2 separate regions of the Homo sapiens genome follow, and region 2 is linked to region 1. Evidence: read pairs that join two places in POLR2A ChIA-PET (ENCODE). Cell type or tissue: PC-9. All regions are shown on one strand. Each heading gives the region's core, and the rest is flanking DNA. Links, peaks and the distances in the headings are about the cores only.

Region 1 (8,321 bases), core at 258-8,257:
TGGAAGAAGCTTTCTGCAGAAATAATCCAGCAGACACAAGACAACGGAGGTACTCGGTGGAAAGGGAAGTATGGTTTGAGCCCCTGGATCCAGCTATAGTTGAAGCCACAGCTATGATGAGCTTAAATGAGCCCAAGAAGTTTTTTTTAATTGCTTCATCCACTTGGAATTTGCAGTCTGTCCCTGGCAAAAGAGCCAGTACTAATGCATATCTGCTCTGTGAACTCTTCCTTAGCTGCCTTGCTCAAAAGCTAATCATTCCTTCTCTTATACTTTGAACTTTAGTACCCTCCACTGATTTCCATCATTGCCTGGTTTATGCCATGTTGTAATTGCTTGTTTCAGCCCTCTCAACTTTGACTTGTAGGAGCAAGGACCTAAGAGGTTTCCTGGGGCTCTATTTGGGGCTGTTCAGGACAGTTTACCCTCCCCTATCATCATGAATGCATGACCCAGGCTGGGGCAATCAGAAGGCTTCCCTGGCTGGCTGAGCATGGTGGCTGATGCCTGTAATCCCAGCACTTTGGGAGGCCGGCCGGTGGATCACCTGAGCCCAGGAGTTCGAGACCAGCCTGGGGAACATAGCGAGACCTCATCTCTCCAAAAAAAACTTAAGAAGAATTAGCTGGGCGTGGTGGCACGTGCCTGTAATTCCAACTACTTGGGAGGCTGAGATGGGAAGATGGCTTGAGCTTGGGATTTCGAGGCTGCAGTGAGCCATGATCATGCTACTGCACTCTACCCTGGGTGACAGAGCGAGATCCTATGAAAAAAAAAAAAAAAATCTTCCTTGGGATGGTTTTGGGATTGCAGAGCTGGAGTGATCGGCGATCACAGTCAGGTATAGCCATGGCCATTTCTTCACTGCAGAGTCATGGCCGTGTCTAAGCCTGAGCCCAGCTGTATCTGATGCTTCATAAATCTTCATTCTTCCGTATTCCACTAACCAAAATCCTATTCTGGATCCAGCTTAAATTATATTTCTGACCGGGCACAGTGGCTCACACCTGTAATCCCAGCAATTTGGGATGCCAAGGCGGGTGGATCACCTGAGGTCAGGAGTTCGAGACCAGCCTGGCCAACATGGCAAAACCCTGTCTCTACTAAAAATACAAAAATTAGCCAGGCGTGGTGGTGGGTGCCCGTAATCCCAGCTACTCAGGAGGCTGAGTCAGGAGAATCACTTGAACCCAGGAGGCAGAGGTTGCAGTCAGCCGAGATCATGCCATTGCACTCCAGCCTGGGCAACAAGAGCAAAACTCTGTCTCAAAAAAAAAAAAATTGTATTTCTTCCAGCAGAAACCTAAGAAGTCTAGATCAATGTACGTCTCCAACTAACAAAAATACCCTACCCACTACTAAAAAAAAAAGAACAGCATAAAAGCCAGTACTGGCAAGGTTGTGATGAAACTGGCAAACATGTGTTTCCTTTTAAATGGGAAAAAAGTTGGTATTATATCTCAAAAGCTATAAAAGTATCACACCCTTCAGCTCAGCAATCCATTTCTGAACATTTCTACTAAGGAAGTCTTTCGGGTGAAGGGAACCACCATGCCAGGGCCTCACAGCAATATCGCCAATTCTAAAAGAGCAATATTTTGCTGGGCGCAGTGCCTCACACCTGTAATCCCAACACTTTGGGAGGCCAAGGCGGGTGGATCACTTAAGGTCAGGAATTCAAAACCAGCCTAGCCCAACATGGCAAGACCCCGTCTCTACTAAAGGTACAAAAACTAGCCAGCCATGGTGGCGTGTGCCTGTAATCCCAGCTACTTGGGGGGCTGAGGCATGAAAATCGCTTGAACCTGGGAGGTAGAGGTTGCAGTGAGCTGAGATCACGCCATTGCACTCCAGCCGGGGCAACAGAGTGAGACTCCATCTTAAAAGTAAATAAGTAAATAGCAGGTTTTTTTAAAAAAAATTAGCTGGGCCAGGCGAGGTGGCTCACGCCTGTAATCCCAGCACTTTGGGAGGCCAAGGCGGGCGGATCACGAGATCAAGAGATCAAGACCATCCTGGTCCACATGGTGAAACCCCATCTCTACTAAAAATACAAAAATTAGCTGGGCATGGTGGTGATCACCTGCAATCCCAGCTGTTTGGGAGGCTGAGGCAGAAGAATCGCTGGAGTCCAGGAGGTGGAGGTTGTAAAGAGCTGAGATCGCGCCAGTGCACTCCAGCCTGGGCAACAAGAGTGAAACTCCGTCTCCAAAAAAAAAAAAAAAGGAAACGCAGACACCCTCCTGGGTTGCGCTTCGCTGGTCAAGGCAGTGACCCTCTCCCATCCGGGGAACCAGGAGCCTCACATGGATCAGGCCCTTCCTGATCCATGGCCACCTGAGCTGAAACAAAATATCATTTGTACCTTGCCCAGTGCATTCCTGGGGTGCAGGCAACCAAAGAACAGAGGTTCATTTGCCCCTGTCCTTGGCCGCCTTCATATCCCAGAGTCAGAAGAAGCAGAGATTCCTCAAATGGGTTTTGTTTTGTTTTGTTTTGTTTTTGTTTTTGTTTTTACTATTTTGAGACGGAGTTTCGCTCTTGTTGCCCAGGCTGGAGTGCAGTGGCGTGATCTCAGCTCACTGCAACTTCTGCCTCCTGGGTTCAAGCAATTCTCCTGCCTCAACCTCCTGAGTAGCTGAGATTACAGGCATGTGTCACCACGCCCGGGTAATTTTGTATTTTTAGTAGAGACCGGGTTTCTTCATGTTGGTCAGGCTGGTCTTGAACTCCCGACCTCAGGTGATCCACCTGCCTCAGCCTCCCAAAGTGCTGGGATTACAGGCGTGAGCCACTGCACCCAGCCATGGGGTCTTTCTTTCTTTTTTTTTTTTTTTTAAGACAGAGTCTCAGAAAGACCCCCTCAAGTGGGGTCTTGAAACTTCCTCCACTGTCCACCTACGCCCAGTGGCCTGGTAGAAGTTCCTTAGATGGGCACGGAGACTGCTGGATCCAGCCCCCCTTCATCCTGCACACATCTCTGCCCCCGCGCATTAATTGTGCACCTACTGTGTGCTGGCACAGACTAAAGGGAAAGAAGACCCAGCCTCAACGTTCAAACTACTCCAGGCGAAAAGAGGGAGAGGCAGGAGTGGGGAGTGGAGCAGTAAATATACCCTCCAAGGGGCGGGCCAGGGCTGGATGTGGGAGCAGGGGCCATGGGCAGTGGCTGACCACCAAAAGCACATCTGTGGGCCTAGTCTTTTTGTTGTTGTTGTTTGAGACAGGGTCTCACTCTGTTGCCCAGGCTGGAGTGCAGTGGCAAGATGGTAGCTCAGGCCAGGTGCGGTGGCTCACACCTGTAATCCCAGCACTTTGGGAGGCTGAGGTGGGCAGATCACTTGAGGCCAAGAGTTCGAGACTAGCCTAGCCAACATGGTGAAACCCCATCTCTGCTAAAAATACAAAAATTAGCTAAGTGTGATGGCGCGTGCATGTAATCCCTGCTACTTGGGAGGCTGAGGCAGGAGAGTCACTTGAACCTGGGAGGTGGAGGTTGTAGAGAGCCAAGATCACACGACTGCACTCCAGCCTGGGCAACAGAGTGAGACTCCATCTCAAAAAAAAAAAATAAATAAAAGGATAATAGCTCACTGCAGCATTGAACTCCTGGACTCAAGTGATCCTCCTGTTTCAGCCTCCTGAGAACCTGGGACCTGATGAGCTCGCTACCACCTTCGGGTGATTTTAAAATTTTTTGTAGAGATAGGGTTGCACAGCCTGGTCTTGAATTCCTGGACTCAACTCATCCTCCTGCCTCCACCTCCCAAGTATGAGCCTTGTCTTCTAGCCTGAGCTCCCCAAAGGCTTCACTATCTCCAGACACCGCCTGGAGAAAAAGGACACATTCATCCTTTAAGAATGCATGTCTGGGCCAGCCACGGTGGCTCATGCCTGTAATCCCAGCACTTTGGGAGGCCAAGGCAGGTGGATCACCTGAGGTCAAGAGTTTGAAACCAGCCTGGCCAACATGGCAAAACCCTGTCTCTACTGAAAATACAAAAAAGTAACCAGGCGTAGTGGCAGACAACTGTAATCTCAACTACTCGGGAGGCTGAGGCAGGACAATTGCTTCAACCTGGGAGGCAGAGGTTGCAATGAGCCGAGATCGTGCCATTGCACTCCAGCCTGGGTGACAAGAACGAGACTGTGTTTAAAAAACAACAACAACAACAACAACAAAGAATGCATGTCTGCCCAGACATCTCTCTCCCTACCATGGCCATGAGGCCCCCTGCAGTCCTCAAACTGGGCTTGGTTTACTCTGACAGAGCCAAAAGGACAGAGCCCTAACGCAGAGCCGTGTCGTCCCCATGAGCTCCAAATCTCCCTCCCTTCCAAGGCCACTCCTATTAGCAACTGGCAAAGCCCAGAGAGGCTTGGAGCCCCCAGGGGCAGGATCTGAGCGCCGGTGCAGAGTCCATGAGTCCTGCCTTCCCCCACCTGGCTCCCTAGGGCTTGGGTTCAGGGTGGCCTTAGTCCTCAGAAGCTCCCCAAACTTCCCTGGGTTGTGGAGGTGGGAGGCTAGAGAAAAATGTAGCTTCTGCCCAGCGCAGCGATACACATCCGTGATCCCAACTACTCGGGAGGCTGAGGCAGGAGGATCACACGAGCCCAGGAGTTGTGGGCTGTAGCGCACTGTGCTGATTGGGTGTCCACATTAAGTCTGGCATCAATATGGTGACCTCCCGGAGCAGGGAACCACCAGGTTGCCCAAGGAGGGGTGAACCAGCCTAGGTTGGAAACGGAGATGGTCAAAACTCCAGTGCTGATCCGTAGCGGGATCATGCCTGTGACTAGCCACTGCACTCCAGCCTGGTCGACAGAGTGAGACCCTGTCTCTAAAAAAGATAAATTTTAGGCTGGGCGAGTGGCTTATGCCTGTAATCCCAGCACTTTGGGAGGCTGAGGCAGGCGGATCACTTGAGGTCAGGAATTCCAGACCAGTACGGTGAAACTCTGTCTCTACAAAAATACCAAAAAAAAAAAAATTAGCCAGGCGGTGAAACTCTGTCTCTACAAAAATACAAAAAAAAAAAAAAAAATTAGCCGGGCATGATGACCTGCGCCTGTGGCCCCACCTACTCCGGAGGCTGAGGCACAAGAATTGCTTATACCTGGGAGGTGGGGTGAGCCAAGATTGCACCACTGCACTCCGGCCTGGGTGACTGAGCAAGATTCTCTCTAGAAAAAAAAAGAGATACATTTAAAAAATGCAGCTTGTTTTGCAAACCAACATCCAGCTTGGCAGGTTTTGCTCTATTTAGCATTTTTTTGTTTGTTTGGTTTTTTTTTAGATAGGTATTGCTCTGTTGCTCTGGCTGGTCTCACACTCCTGGCCTCAAGCAATCCTCCCACCTCACCTTCCCAAAGCGCTGGGATTACAGCAGGGGTCCCCAACCCCTGGGCTAAGGACTGGTACCAGTCTGTGGCCTGTTAGGAACCAGGCCGCACAGCAGTAGGTGAGCAGCGGGCAAACCAGTGAAGCTTCATCTGTATTTACAGCCAGTACCCATCACTCCCCAGTATCTCCTGAGCTCCGCCTTCTGCCAGACCAGCAGCAGCAGCATTAGATTCTCATAGGAGTGTGAACCCTATTGTGAACTGCACATGTGAGGGATCTAGATTGTGCACTCCTTATGATAATCTAATGCCTGATGATCTGAGGTGGAACAGTTTCATCCTGAAAACATCTTCATCCCCCCCAACCCCCAAGTGCATGGAAAAATTGTCTTCCATAAAACCAGTCCTTGGTGCCAAAAAGATTGGGGACTGCTGGATTACAGGCATGAGCCTCTGCGTCAGGCTTCACAGCATTGTTTTTTGTTTGTTTGTTTTTTTGAGACAGACTCTCGCTCCGTTGCCCACGCTGGAGTTCAGTGGTGCGATCTCGGCTCACTGCAACCTCCACCTCCCAGATTCAAGCGATTCTCCTGCCTCAGCCTCCTGAGTAGCTAGGATTACAGGCATGCACCACCATGTCTGGCTGATTTTTGTATTTTTAGTAGAGATAGGGTTTCACCATGTTTGCCGGGCTGGTCTTGAACTCCTGACTTCAAATGATCCACCCGCCTTGGCCTCCCAAAGTGGTGAGATTACAGGTGTGAGCCACCGTGCCCGGCCATTTATTTTATTATTTATTTATTTTTATTATTTTATTTTATTTTATTGAGATGGAGTCTCGCTCTGTCTCCCAGGCTGGAGTGCAGTGGCGTGATCTCGGCTCACTGCAAGCTCCGCCTCCCGGGTTCACGCCATTCTCCTGCCTCAGTCTCCTGAGTAGCTGGGACTACAGGTGCCCGCCACCATGCCCTGCTAATTTTTTGTATTTTTAGTAGAGACAGGGTTTCACCGTGTTAGCCAGGATGGTGTTGATCTCCTGATCTCGTGATCCGCCCGCCTCGGCCTCCCAAAGTGCTGGGATTACAGGCGTGAGCCACCGCGTGTGGCCTATTTATTTATTCATTGAGACAGAGTCTCGCTCCGTCGCTCAGGCTGGAGCGGAGTGGTGCGATCTTGGCTCACTGCAATCTTTGCCGCCTGAATTCAAGCGATTCTCCTGCCTCAGCCTCCAAAGTAGCTGGAATCACAGGCATGTGCCACTGATACGGGAGTGCTGGGATGGGGGGAGCGTGGTGCCTTTAAATGATAGGGAAGGGAAGTGCGGGGTAAAGGAGGGCCTGGTCCCTGGCTAGGGCTCCACCCCCAGAGACCTAGGTGAGGATCCGCACTCCCGCCTTCGTGCCCAAATATTGCATTTTCCAGGACCACACTGGCCCGCCACGCCCCCATCCTGTGCCTATAAAAACCCGAGACCCTAGCGGGCAGACACACAAGCTGCTGGACGTCTTGACGTACACATCCATGGAAGAAGATACAAGTGGCTGGACAGCGAGAGGACGTCGAGGGAGCACGCTCGCGGAAGGGCACACTGGCATGCAGGCGGGTAGTCGACCAGTGGAACTAGGCTGAGTTTGGCCTGGGCAGTCAGAGGAGAGCTGGGGCCGCCTAGCGACCCAACTCCAGAGAAAGACCATCTCCCTTCTCGCTCCCCCATCTACTGAGGGCTACTTCCACTCAATAAAACTTCATACTCATTCTCCAAGCCCAGGTGTGATCTCATTCTTCTGGTACACCAAGGCAAGAAACCCCAGGATACTAAAATCCCTCTGTCTGGGCTGGGCGCAGTGGCTCATGCCTGTAATCCCAGGACTTTGGGAGGCCTAGGTGGGTGTATCACTCAAGGTCAGGAGTTTGAGACCAGCCTGGCCAACATGGTGAAACCCCATATCTACTAAAAATAAAAAAAATTAGCCAGGTAAGGGTGCGGTCACCTGTAGTCCTAGCTACCTGGGAGGCTGAGGCAGGAGAATCACTTTGAACCCGGGAGGCGGAGATGGCAGTGAACCAAGATCAAGCCACTGCACTCCAGCCTAGGGGACAGAGCGAGAGTCTGTCTCAAAAAAAAAAAAAAAGAAAAGAAAAGAAAAAAAGAAAAGAAATCCCTCTGTCCTTGTGACAAGGTAGAGGATCTAACTGAGCTGGTAAGCTGCCTATAGATGGCAAACTAAAAAAAGCAACCTGTAACACACGCCCCCTGGGGCTTCAGGAGCTGTAAACATTCACCCCGGACACTGCTGTGGGGTCAGAGTCCCACAGCCTGCCCATCTATATGCTCCCCTAGAGGTCTGAGTAGAGGAGCACTTCAGAAGCAAGCCACACCCCCATCGCCCACCCTGCGAGGGGAACAAGGGAACCTTTCCCGTTTCACCACCATGCCTGGCTAATATTTTTGTATTTTTAAGAGACAGGGTTTTCCCATGTTGGCCAGGCTGGTCTTGAACTCCTGGCCTCAAGCAATCCACCTGCCTCAGCCTCCCAAAGTGCTGGGATTATAGGCATGGGCCACCACACCCAGCCACAGTCATCCAATTCATAGAGACAGAAAGTGGAATGTTGGGTGCTAGGGGCTGAGGGAGGGGAATAGGGAGGGAGCGTTTAATAGGTATGGAGCTTGTTTGGGAAGAACAAGTTCTGGAGATGGATGGTGGTAATGGTTCCACAACAATGTGAACGTACTTAATGCTACCCAAGGGTATGCTTAAGATGGTAAATTTTATGTTATGTACATGTTACTACAAACCACTGCCCCCCAACCCCGGCCGAGGCGGGCAGATCACTTGAGGTCAGGAGTTTGAGACCAGCCTAGCCAACATGGAGAAACCCCATCTCTACTAAGAATACAAAAATTAGCCAAGCATGGTGGCGTGCACCTGTAGTCCCAGCTATTTGGGAGGCTGAGGCAGAAGAATGACTTGAAC
Region 2 (8,321 bases), core at 198-8,197, 410 kb after region 1:
GCCGCCCTCCTGCTGCTGCTCCTCCTCCTCCTCCTCCTCCTCCTCCCTTTTCCTCCTCCTCAGCCAGCTCTACGTGAAGGACGGTGAGGACAAAGACCTTTGGGATAATCCCCTTCCACTTCACAAATAGCAAACATTTTCTCTTCCTTAATGATTTTCTTAGTATCATTTTCTTTTCTTTAGCTTTATTGTAAGAATACAGTATGTAATACGTATAACATACCAAATCTGTCTTAATTGACTCATATTATCAGTGAGGCTTCCAGTCAACAGTAGGCTATTAGTTAAGTGTTGGAGGAGTCAGAAGTTATACTGGAGTGGGGCACGGTGGCTCATGCCTCTAATCCCAGCACTTTGGGAAGCTGAGGTGGGAGGACTGCTTGAAGCCAGGAGTTGGAGACCAGCTGGTCAACATAGTGAGACTCCATCTCTACAAAAGTTAAAAATTAGCCAGGCATGGTGGTTTGTGCCTGTGGCCCCAGATACTCAGGAGGCCAAAGTGGGAGGATCACCTGATCCTGGGAAGCCAAGGCTGCAGTGAGGTGTGATTGTGCCACTGCCCTCCAGCCTGGGTGACAGAGTGAGAGCCTGTCTCAAAATAAATAAATGAATAAATAAATAGAAGTAAAAACTATAAAAAGAAAAAAAATTATACTTGGATTTTTGGCCGCATGAGGGTCAGCTCCCCAATCCCCGTGTTGTCTCAGGGTCAACTGTAGTTGGAAATAGGGCCTCCAGATGAGACCGTCCTGGATTAGGGTGGGCCTTTCTCTTTAATTGTAAGAGAAAGGAGAGCTGAGCCAGGCCCAGTGGCTCACTCCTGTAATCCCAGCACTTTGGGAGGCTGAGGCAGGCGGATCACCTGAGGTCAGGGGTCTGAGACCAGCCTGGCCAACATGGCGAAACCCCATCTCTACTAAAAATACAAAAATTGTCTGAGTGTGGTGGCACGCCTGTAATTCCAGCTACTCAGGAGGCTGAGGCAGGAGAATCGCTTGAACCCAGGAGGTAGAGGTTGCAGTGAGCCGAGATCGCGCCATTACACTCCAGCTTGGGCAACAAGAGGGAGACTCCGTCTCAAAACAACAACAACAACAACAACAAAGCCAGAGGCTGGTGCGATTGTGACTTGGGGGGCTGCTTCTTGAGCAGGGGTGTTGGGGATGCCCCTCTAAGGAGGGGCCGTCAGGCCTTGCATGAGGGGTCAGTGGGGAAAGGACAAGCTGGGGGCACTTTGGGGCTTGGGCGGCTGGAGGGAGTGAGGCTGGGGAGGCTGGAGGCAAAGCCCACCCACCCTCAGCAGGGCCCTCCAAATCGCCAGTGGGGTCCACTCTCACAGCCAGGCAGCCAGGACCAGATGCCCATCTATCTGGCCCACAGGCCATGAGTGAGGGGCGCCCTGGGAGCTGCAGTTTTCCCGACTCCTACCGGACGCCTTCTCCAGGCCTCAGCTGTTTCACCTGTCGCCCCGCTTGTTGACAGCCATGGGGATGGTGTGGAGATGGGACACCTGAGTCCCAGGTCAGCCCCGAGCCTCTGTGTAGGGCAGGCTGGAGCTGCTGTGGCATCCCAGGAGCTCCCTCCAGAGCTAGCCGCTGGCTCCAAGTGAGGGTTACACCTTGAGGTGGCTTGTGTTGCCTGGGCCAGCTGAGGAAGGGGGTGGCCAAGCTGCCGCCTGAGGCCTCCTGGGTTTTAATCTTAAGTGCTTGTACAGCCTCCAGACGGGCCTGTCACCTGGCTTGTGAAGTCAGCTGTGGAGGAGGTGCAGCAGCGTCCATTCATTCATTCATTCACCCCCTCACATCTTTGTTCACTTGTGGATTCCGCCGGCAGGCGCTGCTGAGCAGCGGGTCCTGGGCTGGCTGCTGGGTTCACGGAGCTCGTCCTCAGGGTCTCAGTGGTTTGGGGAGCACAGCATGGTGGGGGGCAGGGGACTGTGATGTGGCGATGAGAAAAGCTGTGATGTTGCCTGCAGTGCAGTGACATCTGGCCGTTCTTCCAGCTGAGGCCAGAGGTCTGTGGGGGCAGAGCCCAAGCTGGCGTCCCACCACCCTGAGACCCCAGAGAAAGGAGGACCCTGCTCCCAGGGGTTCCAGCCAGGCTGGGGAGGAAAGTCAGCTCCTGCAGACTCAGGAGTCTCCGTGCCCACCCTCTGGCTAGAAAATTCACTGGAAGGACTCCCCAGAAGCCGTTTTGTTCATGCTTATGGTTTATTGCAGCGAAAGGACACATTAAAATTACCCAAGGGAGGCTGGGTGTGGTGGCTCACACCTGTAACCCCAGCATTTTCGGAGGCTGAGGCGGGCGAATCTCTTGAGGTCAGGGGTTCAAGACCAGCCTGGCCAACGTGGTGAAACTCCGTCTCTACTAAAAATACAAAAATTAGCTGGGTGTGGTGTTGCATACCTGTAATCCCAGCTACTCAGGAAGCTGAGGTGAGAGAATCGCTTGAACCCTGGAAGTGGAGGTTGCAGTAAGCCGAGATAGTGCCACTGCACTCCAGCCTGGATGACAGAGCTAGACTCCATCTTAAAAAAAAAAAAAATCACCCAAGGGAAGAGGCAGATGGGCAGGGTCCAGGAGAAACCAGGCCAGAACCTCCAGTCAGCCCCTCATGTGAACAGTGCGTAATTCTCCCAGCATGGAGCACTGCCAGCCGCAGAAGCTCCCCTGGCCTGCATGTCCAGGGTCTGTACTGGGGGCTGGTCCTGTAGACGTGGCTGACCACCCTCATGGCCAACCTGTCTCTAGTCCCTCCAGATGTCAAGCTGATGTGCCCAAACTCCCACCCTAAAACCACAGTGTGAGCAGACTCTGCCATAGCCCAAGGCCTCAGGCACACAATGACACTCTTATCAGGCAGGATATTCTCCTGCAGGTCACCTCCCAGGAGCTGGGGACAAAGGTCAGACCTCTCTTGGGGCCAGCTTAACCCTTTTGCTGTACAACTCCTCATGCAAAACCAAGAATGAGCATGGGGTTCCCCAAAAGAAGAGCAGAGGCCAGGCGCGGTGACTCATTCCTGTAATCCCAACACTTTGGGAGGCCGAGGCGGGTGGATCACTTGAGGTCAGGAGTTTGAGACCAGCCTGAGCAACATGGTGAAAAACTCTGTCTCTACTAGAAATACAAAAAAAAAAATTAGCCAGGCATGGTGCCTGTAGTCTCAGCTAGTTCGGAGGCTGAGGCAGGAGAATCACTTGAGCCTGGGAGATGGAGGTTGTAGTGAGCCAAGATGGCGCCACTGCACTCCAGCCTGGGCAACAGAGCGAGACTCCATCTCAAAAAAACAAACAAACAACAACAACAACAAAAAAGAAAAGCAGAGTCCCCACTCAGTGTCCACTCCTGGCCCAGGGGCTGTGCTCCGAAGCCTGAGTGCCTCCAGCAAAGTGGACAGGAGCTGGGAATTGTGGGCAAGGTTTGGACAGAGATGGGGCTTGGGAACCATGAGAGTTCTGTGTGTCCCCAGTCCTGTAGATTGTCCCCGCATCCCAGGTTTCCTGTGGCCCGGGGACATAGTGTAAACAAAGCTGCTTCAGGGAGTTCTTGCCCCTGATGTCTGGCCTCCTGGGAGCTGGCAGCTCAGCCCGTGTAGAAAGCACATGTGGCATGAGTACCTGCTGTGTCACACGTCGTGTGTCCCTCTCACACCCGCCTGTAGCACTCACTCTAGGTCGGGGACACAGGTCCAGGAGGGGTCACAGCCTTTAGGGCCATATAGTCAGTGAGAGGTGAATGTAGCACAGGTTTCTGTCATGCTACTTGGACACAGAAGAGGGTGGAGAAAGTCACGGGAGGCCACAGGCGACCTATGCCCAGGTAGGTGTGGGGTGGGAGCTGTAGGACCCCCACCCTACACCCCCTCCCTCTGCCACAGCCCGGAGCTGGCCTGTTTCATCTGGTGTGACTGCTGGGAGGGACACTGTGGATGTTCATTGTGTATGTGTCTGGCCAGCGGCCACCAAGGGCTCCCAGCACAGACCCTGGGCCTCACCCCCAGGCCCTCGAGAGCCACCCAATAACACACAAGGTTAATCTTACCATCGGCTCCACTTCAGCTCACAGGAAACAGCTGTTTACCTGGGCGAGGTGCTCAGCCGGGCAGGTGGCCAGTTCCCGGGCTTTACTTCCGCCTCCGGTGTCCAGGGCCCCCTAGGAAGCTGGGGCGGTGGGGCAGCCAGCTCTCCACGCACTGCCAGGAGCTGTTTGTAAGGAACGAGTCGGCCTTGTTGTGTACACAGTGTCCACCCTAGCAACCGCCCCTGCCGGGCCAGAGTGGACAACCACCCCTCCTTCCTGCCTGCCCAGCCCCACCTCTCCTCACGGTGGCTGCCTCCCCCAGTTGCATGGCAGGCATCATGGACCAGCATCCCCAAGGGCCTCGGGTCGTGCCACATGGGTCAGGGGCCTCTGTTACTGGCAAATCAGCATCAGCCACATGAAGGGGAGGAGGCCAGCTTCCAGCCCTGTTCAGAGTCAGCGTGACCCATCAGGGAGCTCCTGGCCCCTGGTTCTGTGCCCCGATGCCATCAGGGAGTGGGAAGCAGGGATGCAGCTGAGATGAAGGCGCTCAGCTGGGCCCAGCCCCCAAGAGGCTGGGAAGGACCATGAGGAAGGAACATGGGGCTCAGGACCCTCTAGAACTCAAGCTGGGTCTGGGGGACTGACTTGGCTGCCCTGGCTCTGTGTGGGCTGCCGTCGGGATCACAAGTCCCACGCTTTGAAGGCCATCACCACGCTTCTGAGACAGCTTCCTCCGATTCAGGCCAGTGGGAAGCCGCCTGGCCTGCCAAGTCACAGCCTCTGGCCGTGATAAGAAATGGCTCCCCTGGGCTGGTGAGGGGCCTCCTTGGCAGGCTGCAGGCCCGCCAGTGCCTCTCTTGCCCATTCACTGACTGACCGAATCAGCAGCAAGGCAGCCAGCTCCCCAGGTTCACGGTCATGGGTTTCTGCATGGTGCATTGCCCCGCCTGGGGAGCCGTCCCGGCACCTCGGGTTTCTGATTCTGCCATTTTTGGTGGAGGGACACCTGGTTTCCTTAAGCATCTGGGTCATGAGGTCCTGCAAACTTCTGCACTTAGGCTGTCAATCCCACCACTTGGGTCTTTTTGTGCCTTTGGGGCTGGCACTCTGAGGTGAGCCTGGGAGGTGACCCCTCCCGCAGCTGCTGGCTTCTCTCTCGCAGCTCCAGCTCCAGAAATCCCAGTACCTGCAACTGGGCCCCAGCCGAGGCCAGTACTATGGCGGGTCCCTGCCCAACGTGAACCAGATCGGGAGTGGCACCATGGACCTGCCCTTCCAGGTGAGTGCCCCGCCCCCTGGCCCTGCCCCATTGTGGGGAGCTTCCCCCAGCCTCCCACTGGGGGCCAGACATTGAGGACAGCTGGGGTTATCAGACAGTTGGCGGAGCCCACCCAACCACTGCCTTCTCCTTGTCTGCCCTGGGAACCAGAGGAAGCAGAGTGGCCCCACCAGGGTGCCCCCGCAGCCCATTCCCCATCAGCAGACCCCGAGGCGAGCCCTCCATCTGGCCTCCAGCATTTCGGCAGCCGCTACACCTGTTGGCCGGCTGTGCGGCAGCGGGAACCGCTCGGGGCCACTGGGGCTTGGCTCTGTCCTGCCTCACTAATCCGCAAGCCCAGCAATTCTCAGAAGGAGGCCCGGCGGCCTGACCCCACTTGTCTGCAAACGTTTCTTGGCAGAGGCCCACACAGCGCGGCTCCCGCAGGCCGCACAGCCGCCGTGCACAGCCTTATCGTAAACAGGAGATAAGGCCCACAGCGGCCCTCTTCCCTGTCCCTGGTCTGCGGGTGGAGATGGGGATGGGGTGGGGCCGAGGGAGCTGGCCTATGAATCAGGGCCACCCCCAGGACGGTGTCTGGGCTCTGCATGGACAGGTCCCCCTGGGGGGGGGTCACACCTACTCTGTGGCTGAGAAAACCACCTCGGACACAGCCATGGCCACTGACAGGCCAGATGGAGCCGGGGCCCCTCCCAAGTCACCCACCAGCTCCACCGCCACCTGCACCGCCGCTGGACAGGGCAGGGATCCTTGGGCTGGCCACCACGGTGCGCCTCCTCCGGCATACAGAGTGCGGGCCATCACTGATGCTGGGCGTGTTCTTTGTCACAGCCCTTCCTGGCCAGGTTTTCTCCCCTCCTGCCCTTCTCTCCCTTTCCTGTTTCTCCTGTCCCCTCTTCCCTGGAGGAGAGTCTCTCTCTGGGCACCTTGCAAGCTCAGCCTGAGTGGGGCTGAGGGGCACAGGACCCTGTTGGGTGTCTGTCGCCCGAGGCCCACAGCCCGGGGGGAGGTCCCACGCATCCCGCCTTTGGGGCCAGGCAAGGCAGCAGCGTCTCAAAGTCTCGGTTCTTTGCATTTTCAGCCCAGCGGATTTCTGGGGGAGGCCCTGGCAGCGGCTCCTGTCTCTCTGGTAAATGAGCCCCCAGGCTGAGGCCGCGGCGTCCCCGGCGCCAGCCTGCAAGACCCCGACCCGTGTGCGGGCGCTGGGGATCCCTGAGCTCCCCAAGCGGCCGCCCCTGCGGCTCCCAGGGAGGTGGAGGTGTCCCGTCCGCCAAATGGAAATGGATCCACTCCGCACCCCCATCTCGGGAAGTGCGTATGGTCGCGTCGAGAGGCCCTGGGGACTCTTGGGGTCCATCTGGGGCAGATGCCATAGCCGCGCATCCCCATCTGGGGTCCAGCAGAGCAGAATCCCAGCATGTGCCCCAAAGCTGCATGGTCCGTCCCTATATACACACACACACAAACACACACACACACACACACATACACACACGTGTGCACGCATCTCCCAAACCAGGCCAGCAGGCAGGACGTGGCGAGCCCGGGTGTGGCCAGCCCCCGCTTCATTCTGCCTCTGACTTGGCTTTGGCTGCCTCAGTTTCCCTCTGGGCTTCAAGGCATCTCTGGAAGGAGATGAATTGCCCCTACCCTGAGGAGCCTGTGCACTGGACAGCACAGTTCCCACCCTCATCGTCACAGGCCCACGTCTCCCATGCCCACAGCCTTTTGGGGGCAAGAGCCACGGAAAGACCCAAACCAGCAGAGTTCATGCTGGATCGAAGAAAGACTTGGGGGTCCCCAGGGCTGGGGACAGTAGTCAGCCCTGAACTCTGGCCGAGGCTGGGACAAAGCAGCAATCCTAGCCATGGACAGGCTTCTGGAGAGGAGACTCACTTTAGTATCAGAGTCTCATTTTGCCCGGCTGCCCAGAGAAGGCATAAGGGCTCAGGGGCCAGATGGCCGGACTGGGGGATTGGCTGCATCCAAAGCTGGCAGAGCCTGCTGATCTCACCCCAGTCAGATGGCAAGTGGGCAACACAGGGTCAGGGCGGGCTCCTGGCAGCCCCGGGGGCATGAGGCCGGGCATGTAGCAGGGCCTGGGGAGGGCCAGCCTGGTGCCAGCCCCAGGTGCTGGGAGGAAGCCCCATCCAGCCAAGCAGTGGGCCATGGCTCCGGAAGGCGCCTGTACTTGGCTCTGGTGGTGCCTGGAGTGCCTGGAGGAGGCTGCGGGGGAGGGTGTGTGGGGGCCGCGTCTCAATCAAGAGCAGCCCTGGGCTCCACAAGGAAGCCTCCCAGGAACTCGCGCTTGGCCAGGTGGGCCCCGAAACAGTCCTGGGCTGGAAGCCCCTGGGCTGTCTCTTGGCAGGCCCCTCCAGGGATGACGTAGGTGGGGGTAGGAGGCCGTCCAGGCCCGGAGAGAGAGGGCGGAGGCCTGTCTGCACCTGGTGAGACTGGGGAGGAGGGCTGCCTAGGCCGGCTACATCCCTGGCACCCGGCGGGCGCTGGCCCCGAGCTTGTGCCGCTCTGCCTGGCCTGTGCATGCCAGCTGCACTGCACGCCCCTGCCACCCTGGCTCCCGGGACCCCAGCTCACACCCCCTCCCTACCCCCCAGTGCTTGGAGAGCCAGGGAGCTGGGGCTGAAGGAAGAAGCCCATCCCAGGCTGTGGAGCGATGGCCGAGGGTGCTCCAGAGTGGGGGGCCCTGCGATCAGACTCTGGGGCCAGCGCTGGGGCCACAGCTGGTAACCATTGTTTGGATTTCTCTCTCTCTGTTTCCATCTCCTCCTCCCCCAGACCCCCTTCCAATCCTCGGGCCTGGACACCAGCCGGACCACCCGGCACCATGGGCTGGTGGACAGGGTGTACCGGGAGCGTGGCCGGCTCGGCTCCCCACACCGCCGGCCCCTGTCAGTGGACAAACACGGACGGCAGATATCCTTTTCACCAGAGGATGAGGGTGGGGGCCAGGCCCTGTCGGTGCCGGCAGGACCCCAAGTTTACCCAGCAGGTTCTG

What was found. ChIA-PET counts read pairs that join two places held together with the same protein. Peaks named below come from ENCODE experiments on the same cell type or tissue, not always from the same donor. Only the 100,000 strongest peaks of a DNase experiment are listed, where the experiment ranks them.
Region 2: POLR2A ChIA-PET joins it to region 1 with 7 read pairs; 2 of 35 experiments call an interaction of 5 or more read pairs at or near these places.

The regions. Positions count from the first base shown.
Region 1 is chr19:18,328,731-18,337,051 of GRCh38, forward strand. It overlaps LOC124904654 (a long non-coding RNA gene), which reads left to right. Exons shown (of 2, transcript XR_007067158.1): 1 at 1-49; 2 at 6,766-7,105. It also overlaps the pseudogene RN7SL513P. Among named protein-coding and RNA genes, the nearest start is that of PGPEP1, 7.7 kb to the right of the region's middle. In PC-9, for the core only: no CTCF peak of the experiment used is centred there; a DNase peak (open chromatin) is centred at 5,171; H3K4me3 peaks cover 1,504 bases; H3K27ac peaks cover 2,762 bases.
Region 2 is chr19:18,737,722-18,746,042 of GRCh38, forward strand. It overlaps CRTC1 (CREB regulated transcription coactivator 1), which reads left to right. Exons shown (of 14, transcript NM_015321.3): 2 at 5,189-5,305; 3 at 8,102-8,239. Among named protein-coding and RNA genes, the nearest start is that of COMP, 49 kb to the right of the region's middle. In PC-9, for the core only: no CTCF peak of the experiment used is centred there; a DNase peak (open chromatin) is centred at 4,170.